2 separate regions of the Homo sapiens genome follow, and region 2 is linked to region 1. The links are chromatin loops, found by intact Hi-C in ENCODE. Cell type or tissue: gastrocnemius medialis. All regions are shown on one strand. Each heading gives the region's core, and the rest is flanking DNA. Links, peaks and the distances in the headings are about the cores only.

Evidence for each region. Peaks named below come from ENCODE experiments on the same cell type or tissue, not always from the same donor. Only the 100,000 strongest peaks of a DNase experiment are listed, where the experiment ranks them.
Region 2: it touches region 1 in a loop (3-fold over the local background); 22 of 110 quality-filtered maps call a loop at or near these places.

Annotation. Positions count from the first base shown.
Region 1 is chr6:46,229,854-46,238,322 of GRCh38, reverse strand. All of the region lies in intron 4 of RCAN2 (regulator of calcineurin 2), which reads left to right. LOC105375079 (a long non-coding RNA gene) reads right to left here. Exons shown (of 5, transcript XR_001743802.3): 2 at 405-537. Among named protein-coding and RNA genes, the nearest start is that of ENPP5, 63 kb to the right of the region's middle. In gastrocnemius medialis, for the core only: no CTCF peak of the experiment used is centred there; DNase peaks (open chromatin) are centred at 2,903 and 3,862; H3K27ac peaks cover 2,117 bases.
Region 2 is chr6:46,390,429-46,396,935 of GRCh38, reverse strand. The region is part of intron 2 of RCAN2 (regulator of calcineurin 2); the gene reads left to right. Among named protein-coding and RNA genes, the nearest start is that of RCAN2, 98 kb to the left of the region's middle. In gastrocnemius medialis, for the core only: no CTCF peak of the experiment used is centred there; no DNase peak of the experiment used is centred there.

The DNA of each region.
Region 1 (8,469 bases), core at 2,822-5,321:
AAAGAGTTGTCACAGGCATAGAGGCAGAGAACGCCTAGTAAGGGGTCGGCGATGTGTGCAGAAAGAAGAGTGGAAGAGGTGAGATGTATAGAGGAGCAGCCCCTGCCTCCCAGCTTTCCTCACTCCTCTATGCCTTCCCAGACACACACACACTTTTTTTCCTTCCCTTTAGAAAACTAGGGGAAGACAAGAACAATGAGAATTTGCATGGCCCATGTCCATTTATCAATTGCCACATAACAAACTATCCCAAAAATCTAGGGCTTAAGACAACAGTCATTTATTTTGTTCACAAATCTGCCATTTGGGCCAGGCTCAGGGGGAAGGGTCATCTGTTCCATGCAATGTTTCTGGGGCAGCACAACTGGGGGCTGGCAAGTCAACTATGAAGATGGTTCACTCACATGGTTGGCAAAATGGTGCTATTAGCTGAGAGTTCACTTAGACTGTGGGTCCTGGTTCTTCTTAACGTGGGCCTCTTTATGGGCTGCTTGGGCTTCCTTACAACTTGGACATAGGGTTCCAAGCATGAGCATTCTGCAAGAGCAAAGTAGAAGCGCATAGCATATTTGTTACCTAATTCAGAAGTCACACTGCTTACTTCCACCACATAGGTTGAGGATCCCTTATCCAAAATGCTTGGGGCCAGAAGTGTTTTGGATTTTGGATATTTTGGGATTAGCGATACACAACAACCTGTACTATATTTGTCAAGACAATCATTAAAGCCTGCCCAGGATTGAAGGGAGAGAACACAGAGGGAACACTCCTTAATGGAACATTGTCAAGGTTACAGGAGAGTATGTGGGGTGGGAAACATTATGACCATCTTTGGAAAACACAACCTGCTACCACAAATAACTTTCCTGTTGAGAATTCACCCGTAATATGAGAGATAGTACAGTTTTAAAATGAGAATGTAGAGGATCTTCTTCCAGAGTCCAAAACTTCCTTCCCTAAGAGATGCAGATTAACTCAGTTTATAATTTATAGTCTCTTCTTTTCATAATTTATTGTGTTGTCTTTTGAGGAGATTCATTGTCAAAGAGACCATGCCTAGAATAACTATCAATGGCCAAAACAAAACAAGGCAAGGTTCAGAAGGAATACATGATCCATCTTTAGCTAGAGAACAAATATTCACTAAAAATATGAGTTGCCATGAAAATGTATTAAAAGTGAAAGACAAAACTAGGCTCCCTTTCAGTAGAGTCGCTTGTAGAATATGTAAACAGTGGGAAGTATGAGAGTTAGGGACAGAGAGGGGCTATGAACACATTCTTTGAAGTCAGGCAAGCCTGAGTTTAAATCCTGGCTCTGCCATTTACTACCTGTGTGATCTCAACTTACTGTTGTATAACTAGATATTATGAAACCCACATGACAGAGCTGTTGTTATAATTAAAGATCTATTTCATGCCAAGTAGTTACAGACTTTCCTGTGCCTGGCATTTAGTAAGTGCTCCATAAGCAATTGTTATTATGTTTAGGGAATGTAGTGAGTTTCTATGACACCTACTGTGTGCTAGCACTGATAGAATGCTGATAAGAGGATAGATGCTTGCCTTTAAATGGTTTTCCACTTAGTTGAAAAGCTAAAACTTACACAAGTTAAACTATAGGAAGAATATTCACGTGTGAGTACATACCAGACATCACTCAAGTATGTTAGTAATGACCAAGCGTGATGCTCTTCATAAATCAATCACATATTCATTGAACACTAATGTGTACCTTAAGCTGCAGCAGTCACAAAAGGTTAAGTCTTGACTTCAGTGGTTTGGAATATAACACATTGCTAGAGGAAATAACTAATGAATAATATCAAAGGTGATATAATTAAGCATTATAAATGGGTGTTTCTATCTCAAAAAAAAAAAAAGAAAATCAGAGATCTCATTAAAACGGCAACATAAGATTTTCTGTCTCATGGAAATAGAGGTATAGAAAAGGTTAGGAAAGAGGAAAAAAAGGAGAGAAAATTGCCAGTGATGACAGAGAAAGGGGAAGTGGTGGTTGGAGGAAAAAGGATAGGTTCATTTTGAAGACCAGATTATATGATACCCACTACCGTGGGATGCAGCCTGTTATCGTTCACCCCTTACTGCTCTTTGCAATGGTGTCTCCACTGAGGAAAAGCTCTTTGCAATTGTTCAGCTGCTTAATTCTTTGACTATTGTGTGATGTAATCAGATTAGTTAATCATACTGGAAACCAGAAATTACTTGGGGGCAACAGTGGCCAAAATAATATCGCCCTAAATAATCATAGCATGCATCTTGGGAGAGGGCTTTATCAAGTATTTGACACATATGTCTGTTTCCTAGTATCCCAGTGATATGAGTGTTGTTCTCATTGATGAGGAAAACTGAGATTCAGAAATGTTATATAACTTTCTCAGAGTCACATTACTCATATGTGATAAGGTGATCTCTCCAACTGTTGTCTTAGGTGGCTTATTCTGGCACGGAAGTTAGTTCCTGTCGTGGGGAAACCAGCAAAGAGTATTTTGGGTGGGAGGGTTAGTCATGGATAGGGTTATAACAAGGGGTGTGTAGGGAAGGAGCATGCAGAGAAGGTTTGACAAGCAATGTTCAATAGTGCTTGGTGACTGATTACAAATGATGAAAGAGAGAGAAAATTCAAGGATGACTGACTCTAAGGATTTGCACCTAGAAGGCTGGAAGAATGATGGCAATTCTAAGAAGCGTGATAGCTGGTAACGGAACCTAGATTGGCAGAGAAAATAATTCTACTTTAGACATGTGAGTTTGGAAAAGAGTAGTCAACTTGTAGAGAGACGTCAGTAAGTCAGGATGCATGTGTGAGATCAGGCCTGGATATGTAGCTCCTCATAGGGCAGGAACTGGGGCTCATGATGAGCAAGAGAAAGAATGTCCTGGAAAGAAGGGCAGCAGGTGCTGAGCAGAGCAAAGCTTGGCCTTGCCTGTTAGATGTGGCTGTATTTTCAAAGCCTCTAGTTCTGGGATTCTATCTATTGCTTGGCAGTACACATACAAAGACTTTGTCCAGCAGGCACTAAACTTATAGGAAGATTTCCCCTTCCTTCCATCATAGAGTTTTTCTTATTAGGAATCTAAATAATGAATCTCAAAAGCTTCTCTAATACATAGACATGTAGCTCTGTTTCATCTCTCTACCTTTACCTTGTCTGAATTTTGCTGATTTTTATAAACTTTGCATAATCATACTGATTATTTTAGAAAGAATTTAAGAGGTGGCCAAGTCATGGCCCGTAAGCCAAGGTGGCATGAGAGAGAAACTCAGTGGCACTTGGACTGCCAGCCACCAACACATTTCTCTGCAATTGTGGCAAGTGAGGTTGTACCATGTCACCAAGTTTCCCAGCCCCTAGTCAGCACAGGGACTCACCCTCCTCCCTCCTGAGAATGGGAAACAGCCCATGGGCACCCTCACTCCCTCCTCCAGTCATAGAGGAATTGGGACATTGTCACAAACCTGTCTCCAGCCACTTGGGAAAAGACGAGACAGAACTTTGGCATCTAATTTAAGCAATGGCCAAACCTCAGTCAGTTTCAAAGGCCTGAATGAGAATTTAACGTTAACCATGTGCTAAAAGGTTTTTCATTTAATTGGCTGAAAGTTTGTTTCATGGAATAGGTAGAAAACCCTGACCAATGCACTTGTTGGTGACTTTTGGTCCTGGCCTCCTTTCTGCACACAAAGGAGAGGACAGTTTCAATACTGGCAGAGGAGTGAGCATGTGATGGGTCAACCCTCTGCTTGTCTTTTCAGAGAAATGCTGGTTCCATTGGTCTGTTCTCACTGCACCATGGTGGGACCTCCCACCCTGTGTGGGTAAGATTTGACAGACTCTCTGTCCCCAGACAAGCCCAGTTGGTCCATGTGCCTGGTGACAGCATTGACGTCAGCCCTTGTGGTAGAGGAAATAGTTGAAGCCCAAAGGGAAAAAGAGGCCAAAAAAAGAAAAATTCAATCCAACAAGACCAAAGCTATTTCTTTTTATTTTGTGGTTCTCAGCAGCTGTTAAGCTTTGCTGGCTTTCGATAGTAAGAAAGTGTCCAAGAATAGAACAGTGCAATGTCAGAGTTAATGGGATCACAGCAATAAAATGTCTCTACTACTGAGCAATCTGATGGTATTAAGTTGATGTGGAAGTTGCTTTGCACCCTGCACACAGAGTGGACTCCCTGCTTGCCCTCCCATTCTGAGTGTTCCCCCAACACACCTATTCTGAGAGGAAAGCAACCACTTCTAAAGTGGTAAATGCATTGCAAAAGAAGTGTCTTCAGGCCGGGCACGGTGGCTCACGCCTGTAATCTCAGCACTTTGGGAGGCTGAGGCAGGTGGATTACCTGAGGTCAGGAGTTCAAGACCAGTCTGGCCAATATGGTGAAACCCCGTCTCTACTAAAAATACAAAAAATTAGCCGGGTGTGATCGTAGGTGCCTGTAATCCCAGCTACTCGAGAGGCTGAGGCAGGAGAATCGTTTGAACCCAGGAGGCAGAGGTTGCGGTGAGCCAAGATCGTGCCATTGCACTCTCCAGCCTGGGCAACAAGAGCAAAACACCATCTCAAGAAAAAAAAAAAAAAAAAAGAAGTGTTCTTCATCTCAGCCAGGGAAAAAAGGTTTAATCAAAGGCCTAGCTTTGTTAGGTGTATTTTATTACAATTTCTTTAAAATGGCCAGCTTCTTGCTAACAGATGGAAAAAGGGGAAGGGTGTCTGAGATCTCCGAATTCTCTGGCCTGAGCCTTGCCCTCATCTCAACCCCAGGTTCTGGGTCTCTGCTGCAGATTCCTTTCTATTCCTCATTTGAGGATGACAGAGGCCATCCCCCTTTCCTCAATGCACTCCCCATCCACAGAGCAATGAATGAAACTACAGTGGCCACCAGTGTTTCTTCAAAAGGGGCTTCCCCTGCAAATGTAAGAACTTAAAAAAAAATTCTATACATAAAAACAAGAATCACCACCATATTTGATGACTCAGCAAACATTTCTTTCTCTGTCTCTCTTTGGATGGTGTCTTTCATTCAGCATTGCAAGAAGTTCCTGAAGGAAAGACAAAATTTGAGAAACCCTGGATGCGGTTAACTCAATCATTGTTCACCGTGGAACTTTGAGTGACTTGATGTTCTCTCCTGAACAACAATGAGAACACCAAAGATGAACGGGAGCTGGTGGCTGGGAGCGCCAGAGAAGCCATCCAGGATTCCTTACCTCCTTTCCTTTATGCATTCTCAGCTTCCATCCCTCCATTATCCTCTACCTGCACTGTTACCATTTACCATTTTCCAGCAAAAAAATATGTAGAATGGAGGAAGGGAGGGGGCACATTGTGTGTGTGCCAGTATCCTCATGGGGCCACAGCCTCTTGCTGGGAGTTCCATGTAACCGTCACCACCCAAACACAGAAGCACTGAGAAGCACTTAGGGCTGATGGGTACACATGTAGATTCTACTAAATCGGAATTTGCAGGTTTGCTTCCCTATACTGGTAAACTCTTTTTTTTTTTTTTTTTTTTTGAGACAGTCTTGCTGTGTGGCCCAGGCTGGAGTGCAGTGGCATGACCTCAGCTCACTGCAACTACCACTTCCTGGGTTTAAGTGATTCTCATGCCTCAGCCTCCGCAGTAGCTGGGACTTCAGGCATGCACCACCATGCCCAGCTAATTTTTGTATTTTTAGTAGAGGTGGGGGTTTCCCCATGTTGACCAGGCTGGTCTTGAACTTCCAACCTCAAGTGACCTGCCCACCTCAGCCTCCCAAAGTGCTGGCATTACAGGCATGAGACACCACGCCCGACCTAAACTCTTTTTTTAATGAGCACTCCCAGTTAATTGTCAGTGTTTAAGAACCACTGCTTAGAGACACCCCCAACCAGAGCTGCCCACTCTGACCCAGAGCCTTTGATACAACCCTCAGATAAAGCTGGTTTGTTGTAGATTTCTCTCCTTAGCAATGTCTGCAGATTATCTGTTTACCCGGGGACATGGATTAAAATGCCAAAATATTTTAGAGAGAACAGAACCCACACAATTAAGTGAACCTTACTTAGCATCGATACATACAGCACTATACCGCATATGCGTAGTTTGCAACTTCCCCATGGATTACAGCGTGCTGGGTTAGTGCCAACTATCAATTCTTGCTCCGCAGGGCAGGATAGCAAAGTGATCAGGCAGTCATCTCCTTCCTGGGTCTCCCCTGTATCCCTGCTCCTGTCACTGTCTTCTTCTGTATCAGACTGGGCCACATCAGCTTGCTTGTATCAGAGATTCAATGCTTGTTGATGCAGTTCTCCCTGCCTATGATTTCACCACTTCTAGACTTTAAATACAGAGTCATATCAGCCATACTTCAATGGCTGTGGCTGGTTCTATTTCTCTGTACTATCAATATCCAGGGAAATGCTGGAGTTGTAACACTCTATTTCTGTGAAATATTTGCTGCCCTCACCCAGGAAAGCCTTTACTCTACACAGCAGGATGTCAAGGGCAAGAGGTGCCTAATACAGACTTCTCTGACTCTTAACTGAATGAGCACACTCTCAGCAGGGTATGGCTGTGTTCGTTTGCTAGGGTTGCCATAACAAAATGCAACAAACCTCCGGGCGTGGTGGCTCACACCTGTAATCCCAGCACTTTGGGAGGCCAAGGCGGGTGGATCACCTGAGATCAGGAGTTCGAGACCAGCCTGACCAACATGGTGAAACTCCGTCTCTACTAAAAATACAAAAATTAGCCAGGCACGGTGGCGTGCACCTGTAATCCCAGCTACTAGGGAGGCTGAGGCAAGAGAATTGCTTGAACCCAGGAGGCAGAGGTTGCAGTGAGCTGAGATCACACCACTGCACTCCAGCCTGGGCAGCAGAGCAGGACTCTGACTCAAAAAAAAAAAAAAATGCCACAAACCGAGTGGCATTTATGACAAAAATTTATAGACTCACCGTTCTGGAAGTTAGAAGTTCAAGTCAAGGTGTACACAGGACCATGCTGTCTCTGAAGGTGTCAGGAAAGGATCTGTTCCTGGCCTGTCGTAGCTTTGGGTAGTTCCTTGGCTTATGGCTGCATAACCTCAGTCTTCACATGGCATTCTCCCTATGTATATGTCAATGTCCAAACTTCCTTTTTCTATAAGGGTGCTAGTCGTATTGATGTAGAGCCCACCCTAATGACCTCATCTTAATTTGATCATCTGCAAAGACCTTAGGTCCAAATAAAGTTACTTTCACAGCTACTAGAGGTTAGTTAGGACCTCAACATCTTTTGAGGGGACTCAATTCAACCAATAACAATGGCTGACTCTGAATGTCTACATCCTTCCCAGCATCACTTAGAAGGGCTTCGATATTTATTGCATTATCAGTGTTCCTCATTCCCTAACGTCAGCACCCAGAATTTAAAACTGTACCTTGGAGAGAGGTTCCAAGATGGCCGGATAGGAAGAGCTCCAGTCTACAGCTCCCAGCGTGAGTGATGCAGAAGATGGGTGATTTCTGCATTTCCAACTGAGGTACCAGGTTCATCTCACTGGGGCTTGTTGGACAGTGGGTGCAGCCCACAGAGCAGGGTGGGGCATCACCTCACCCAGGAAGCACTAGGGGTTGGGGAATTCCCTTTCCTAGCCAAGGGAAGCCGTGACAGATGGTACCTGGAAAGTCGGGTCACTCCCACCCTAATACTGTGCTTTTCCAATGGTCTTAGCAAACGGCACACCAGGAGATTATATCCTGTGCCTGGCTTGGAGGGTGCCATGCCCATGGAGCCTCACTCACTGCTAGCACAGCAGTCTGAGATCAAACTGCAAGGTGGCAGGGAGGCTGTGAGGAGGGGCATCCACCATTGCTGAGGCTTGAGTAGATAAACAAAGCAGCCAGGAAGCTCAAACTGGGTGGAGCCCACTGCAGCTCAAGGAGGCCTGCCTGCCTCTGTAGACTCCACCTCTGGGGGTAGGGCATAGCTGAACAAAAGGCAGCAGAAACTTCTTCAGACTTGCACATCCCTGTCTGACAGCATTGAAGACAGTAGTGGTTCTCCAAGCACGGAGTTGGAGATCTGAGTATGGAGACTGCCTCCTCAAGTGGTTCCCTGACCCCTGAGTAGCCTAACTGGGAGACACCTCCAAGTAGGGGCCAACTGACACCTCATACAGCCAGGTGCCCCTCTGAGACGAAGCTTCCAGAGGAAGGATCAGGCAGCAACATTTGCCGCTCTGCAATATTTGTTGTTCTGCAGCCTCCGCTGGTGATACCCAGGCAAACAGGGTCTGGAGTGGACCTCCAGCAAACTCCAACAGACCTGCAGCTGAGGGTCCTGACTGTTAGAAGGAAAACTAACAAACAGAAAGGACCTCCACACCAAAACCCCATCTGTACGTTACCATCATCAAAGACCAAAGGTAGATAAAACCACAAAGATGGGGAGAAACCAGAGCAGAAAAGCTGAAAATTCTAAAAATCAG
Region 2 (6,507 bases), core at 3,230-5,729, 160 kb before region 1:
TTTCACCATATTGGTCAGGCTGGTCTCGAACTCCGACCTCAGGTAATCTGTCAGCCTCAGCCTCTGAAAGTGCTGAGAATACAGGCCTGAGCCACCGCACCCAGCCAAGATTACTATTTACTATTTGGATATCAAGATGGTTGTAATAGAGATAAGAAGGGATAGATGCCTCTTTGAAATCATTAAAACAAACAAAAAAACTTCAAAAGATAGAAATGTATTCTGTTTACTTTAGTATCTCTAACATCATGGATGATATTCATAATATGTAACAGCATTTATGAAACAAGTACTAACCAATCAGAATAGACACCAGCTGCAAATTACCAGTACAGCCGTGCCAGTGGGCACAGCTGAATCTCAACCCTGCCTACACCAGATCAAAAGGAGCAGGTATCAAGCACACATAAACGCATCTCAAAACACACTGCTTAACCCTAGCACAGTGCCAGCGAATGGTAGGGTCAAATACGGGTCTTTTGAATAAATGAGACATATCAGCCCTCTTTAATGGTTCCTCTAGCCCTCACCTCCAACTCTGAAGCTCTTCTGTGTGGTATTCTCGCAGCTAAGTAAGAATAGGCTATGGATCCTTCATAGTTCTGAGCACCATTCAAACAAACCCTAGGACAGAAGCTTTAGGTGTTATGCACTGGAATAAAGAAATCCAACCTGTGCTTGGTCCCATCACTTTCATGGACCTTAAGCTCTTCTCTTGTCGATAAAAATGATTCTAAAATTGTAACCAAGATTCAGACCAAAAAAATAAGAATGCAGAATTCAATCAAGTAGAAAAGACATTAGTTGAATCCAGTTGAGGCATGAAAGAAATTAACTGCAACTTGGTTAAAGGCGCAGAATTTCGTCTACCTAAATTAGGTGATAACATGTTGAAATAAGGTTATAATAAAAATTGATTGAAGGTAAAGCTTGAAATATGTTCTAGGAAATGTGTGACGTGCAGGGTTGTGAAACTAAACTCCAGCTGGAAGATATAGGCATGGGGTACCCTAATGACATTGCACACAGAACTCAACAATCAGAACGGGATCAGCTTGTTCAGTTAGAATTTGGAGAGAATCAGCTTTGAGGTACGTAGTGGCCAGGTCTCATATGTTGGTATTAAATTTGACAGGTAAATAAGTATATTGTAATGTGGCTCCACTGATAGAGTAAATGTTTCCTCCTAGATTGCGAAAATGACCTTACAACCTGTGGAGTAGAGAAGGGATAACATGAGCCAACCCTGTTAGCCTTAACGTTAAGCCTTAATGCTTTTGTGCTAAGTTTAGCAGTACATCTCATAATCATTCATTTTATTTGTGGTTATTTATTTTTAAAGGTATATTACTGAAACAATCTGACATATTAGAGTATCTGACAAATTAGCCTTGAGATTTTGATTTGAAATGTGTAATTACTATTAGATGTGTTATTTTATTTTGAAAGGAGTAAAAGACTTTGATTATATTTGTGAATTGGTTTAGAATATTTAAGAGACCAGCCTTAGACACATGGGTTGTTCGTCCTTTGTTGAAACCTTCTTCATTTGGTTCTTAGGACTCCACCTCCCTTTGTGGCTCCTTATTGCTCCTTTGTTGATTTCTCCTCTTTCTCCAACTTCAAGTTAAAGTGCCCAGGACTCAGCTTGCATCTTATCTTTCCCTCCTCTCTTACCCTATCATGTCTCATGCCTTTAAACACCACAGATGCACTGCAGCTTCCTTAATGCATGTCTCTTGCCTGAGTTGCACCCTGAATGCCTGACTTGGATATTCATCTTCTACTTGACATGCCTACTTGATGTCAAGGCATTTCAAACTTGACGTGTCAGAAGTCAAATAAATTCATGATCTATCTCCAACACCCTATCACCACTCCTGGCAACTTCTCTCAAGTCTTCTCCATCTCAGGAAATAGCAACTCTTCCTTCTAGTTGCTAATGCTGAAAATCTTGTAGTGATTTCAGGGGATTCATGGGTTTTTTTCTTACAATGTACATCTGCTCCATCAATACATTCATTTAATGCTTCCTTCAAAATATAAGATTCCTATCTCACTATGTCCACTGCTTCCATCTTGTTTGGACTAAGCTATTGTCATCTCTTTATTATTATTTCAATAGCCTGTGTATTGGTCTTCTTTCTTTGCCTTGATTCCCATACAGCAGTGAGAGAGGGATCAATGCAATGAGAGGAATCCTGTTAAAAGGTAAAGCAGGTCCTCCCTCCCCTTTGCTCAAAATGCTCCAGTGACTCCCATCTCACTGAGGGTAAAAGCAAAAGGCCTTACAGGCTATAAAGTCCTAGGTAATCTACTTTTTATAGAGAAAATTTAAAATGCAAAGAGAGATAGAGGGAATGAATTGAAAGTATAGCAATATCTCGGTCAAGGAAGAATTTCTACTTATAAGTTAAGACTGGGCCTGCCTTTTGGACCAATTCTTTATCCATTCCACTTTGTTCAGTAATTACAGCATTCTATGCTTTTATTTCTCTAGCATGCCCAGCCACATTTTAAGCTTTAAAGTCATAAATGTGAAACTAACATAGGCAGTAATGAAAAGTAATTCAGGAGTTATTCAGCACATCTTACTTTGTGCAAATGCCAAATCATAGGACTCTGATGTCCTTCAGTTAAGACCTTTGTATTTCAAGCACCTTCGTGTCCAGATTTACTGCTACTGAAGAATTGAGTTCTTGAATTCTGCCACCTGTCACGGACTTAAATCTGATCACTGTTAATGACATCACAGTATCACTCCTACTAAAGGAGAGAAGCATTAGCTGTAGTTAGAACAATGCATTCTTTTGAGTAGACACTGCTGGGTATTGTCACAGAGGATGAGCTGTGGAGGGCTGATGGCAGCTCAGCTTTCAAACATCGGTCATCTTTCACATTGTTTGAGCTTTCAGACTTGAAGTCACAGGCCTAAGGACATGAATTTCCACAGCATTTGGACACAATCTATTACCTGGTAAAGAAACCGAGCCGGATTTGTTGATATTAATGTCAAAGGTTCTTATCAATTTTAAAAACTTGCTAAGAGTGTTGGTCATATTGGCAGTGGCAGACAGGGCCCGGAGGAGGTCAGGAGAAGCAACACCCTTGGTACACTGACAAGCAAGCTTCAGGTGGAGGAGAAAATGGAAGAGTTCCAAGAGTTAAGAGAAAAAGTAATAGGTGGTTGGCCCTTCTACAAAGAGGTGGGTGAGTGCCAGAGAAGGCAGGCAACAGAAGTAGGAGCCTAGGAAAACAAATGAAACAGGAGCAGAGAGAAAACCATCCTTTTGGTAACTAGTTGTGACTCTTGTTTATTTCTCTGGTAATAGGGGGCAGGGTACAAGTATTACAAGCCAAATAATCTATTCTGCTGTTGGAAAATAGAGTATTTAGAAAATGGTATGTACTGACATCATTATCCATTAGAAATGCCCCTCATCCCACCGTTTCCCCTGGGACAGAAGATCTGACAAAGGGTGGGGGTGGCTATCATTTTTATTGAACACTTACTACAAACTACTCACTGCATCAAGTGCTTCAATTGTATTATCTCAGTGAACTCTTGCAACACCATGGATCAATAATATTATCATCCCCACATCACAGGAACAAAAACCAAGGTTCATGGAAGTTACATAATTTGCCCATAGTTAGTTTTAGCCTCAGCTTTAAATGCATAGACACCAACCCCAAAACTACACACAAAAGTATCCTAAACTTTAATAATACATAAACATTTAAAACATATTAGGGAGCCCTTAAAGGTCAAGTGGTTCTGTCTTGAAATTCTAGCCTATGGACTGTTTCTGGCCAGTAATGAAGTTTTTGATGGTCTGTTGCGAAATTTTAAAAGTAAGGCCAATATTAGGAAATTTTATATAACCAAATTCACTTAACCCAAGGAACATTTTATTCTGATGTCATTCCTTTATTATAGATCCCTTAAAAATGGCCTTTATATTTTTGAAAAGTTTCAGTTTTCCTTTAATATACTAGACCTATAAAAATTTGGCAAGCTTATGTTGGCACCTACCACTTTAAAAATTTATATTGGTCTATGAATTCCAAAGCTCTTTAACCATTGATCTAGTTCTAGCTCCAATTCATCAATTTTCTACAACTGTCCTAAAAGATGGCCAAGGAGGATTTGTTTTTAAACATTTCCAGTGACAGAATTCACTACTTTTTGACAGAGCCCATATTCTGTTGGGAGAAAGTTCTTCCTTTAATTGAATTATTATCTATCTTTAACTCATGGCACAACAAATAATAAGTATATCCCACTAGGTTTTAATGCAAATATGTGAGGATAAACACCAGGTACAGTTCCATCCTTCCCCCACCAGACATTATTTTCTGTGCTTCCTTGTTATGGATGGTCTTCCCCATCCTCCATTAAGTGTTAGGTTCCAGAGGGCAGTGACCTTACTGCAGTATCTAGGACAGTATCTGGTACAGAATATGTGGACAATCAATATTTGTAAAATGAGTAAATGAGCATTTTGCAAGCAGCAGACATCCAAGAAATATTTAACAGCTTCAGTAAGGCTAATTCATCTTCTACATGGCAGTGCTTCAGATATTTAAACATTTGAAGTCGACTCTTCTGTTTTCAATAAGATTTCTTTCTTTTTCCATACCAAGACTTATAAATCCCTTGACTTGCTGCCCCTATGATAGAACTTTCAAGCCCTTGCTGGCGTTCCTCCTCTATATCTACTCCCTAAAACTAAAGATGGGCTTGGCCATGGTCAACCCCAGAGGGTCTGTTTCCTCTCTGAATTTAATAGCATGGCTTACATGTACATTTTTAAACTCCTACTAAAGGAGAGAAGCATATGGTTGCCTATTAAGCTTGTAATTAATGACATCTCATAAATCTTTGTGGCATTTATTTCTGCTGGGCAAAATCTCCACCATTCGGCAAAACTTGACATTTCTTCCCTCTACAGCTCATCCTGATTTTGACCTATTATTTAGCCTATTGACAGCTTTGTAAACCTTGATTTTTCTCTTGTTCATTCCTTCAACCAATAATTACTGAGCATCTACAATGTTCCAGGCCCCATATGCAAGCCTTTCCTCTCCTCCACCTCAGTGTCTCAGGTAAACACAAACACACACTCTGCCTTGTCACCCCCCTTCACCTTCATAATCCTCTAAGTTGGCATCTTCTACTAATCAATAGTAGAGAATGGTACTTTTATCTTCAATAAAAGATGATTGGTTGTTTAATCAGGTATAACTCCTCCAACTTCCACTGTCACAGCCCACAGCAGACCTTAGGATAGAATAAGAGCCATGTTCATGATATTGCTAGTTTTGCTCTCAAGATTTGAAGTGTAGCCCCCAAGAAACATAGAGCAAATTGTCTACTAAAGGAGAAAACAAATGGCAGTGTACTTTGCTCCCCATGTCAGCGTCCTGAGAACAGGCTCTTGCCCTATCTATGTGCAGCTTCCAATAAGCCAAATGAGGTACCATAACACTTCCCAAACACCCTGAGCTGAACACGTCACTCCTAGCACCCCAGTTTTAGCCCTGCCCCCCTGCCTATCAGCTGCAGTTAAGCAGCCACATATTTTGAGAGCTCGTTATGTTCCAGACTCTTTGCTTTCATGATCTCAATCTTCATGCGATAGTTTGCTGAGAATGATGGTTTCCAGCTTCATCCATGTCCCTACAAAAGACATGAACTTATCCTTTTTTATGGCTGCATAGTATTTCATGATCTCAGCTGCATGAACTGTAGCAACTGTTATTATCCCAGTTTCACTTATGAGGAAACTGAGGCACAGGGCAATTGTATAACTTGCCCAAGTCTCAAGAGTTAAAGAAAGTGGAGCTGAGCTATGAGCAAAGCCTCCTGACTCCTCAGAATACACCTCTCCCCTCTGACACAGGAACTGTGGGTTTTAGACAAGCTGGACTTTGCCTCAGCTTCCTTTGTCTGCCCAGGCTGCCCCAAGACTCCCTGGTCCCCCCTGCCACTCATTTGGCTGCTGTGATACCCAAGTAGTCTACTGGGCACTTCGCATTCATTTTCTCACCCAACCTCATACAATAGAGTTATTATTGTATCTGTTTTGTGTATCAGGAGGCAGACAGAAAGTAACTTTTCCAAGATCGATATACTTCAAAAATGGCTCTCATTGCTCCAGGTCCCAATATCACTCACCTTTAATCTTCTTGCTTCTTGGTTCTCTACGTGAAGTTATTCTAAACACTCTACTTATGACATTCCTTTACAGTCTAGTAATCCTACAGAATGAAGTTAATGTGACTCAACTGGACTTTTGTAAAGAAGTGAAAGTTTGTGGTAATCACAGATGTTCATTTATTTACTGATCGATTTTTAATAATAAGAGGTCACTAACTGACAAGAAATGCATTAGGTAAAAATAACGTAGGAAAGTTCCAAATGTCACATTCCATAGAGAACCCACCTGCAGTTATGTTTCATGCAGAGCAAAGTAAAAAGACTTTTGACTTTGTATTTGGAAA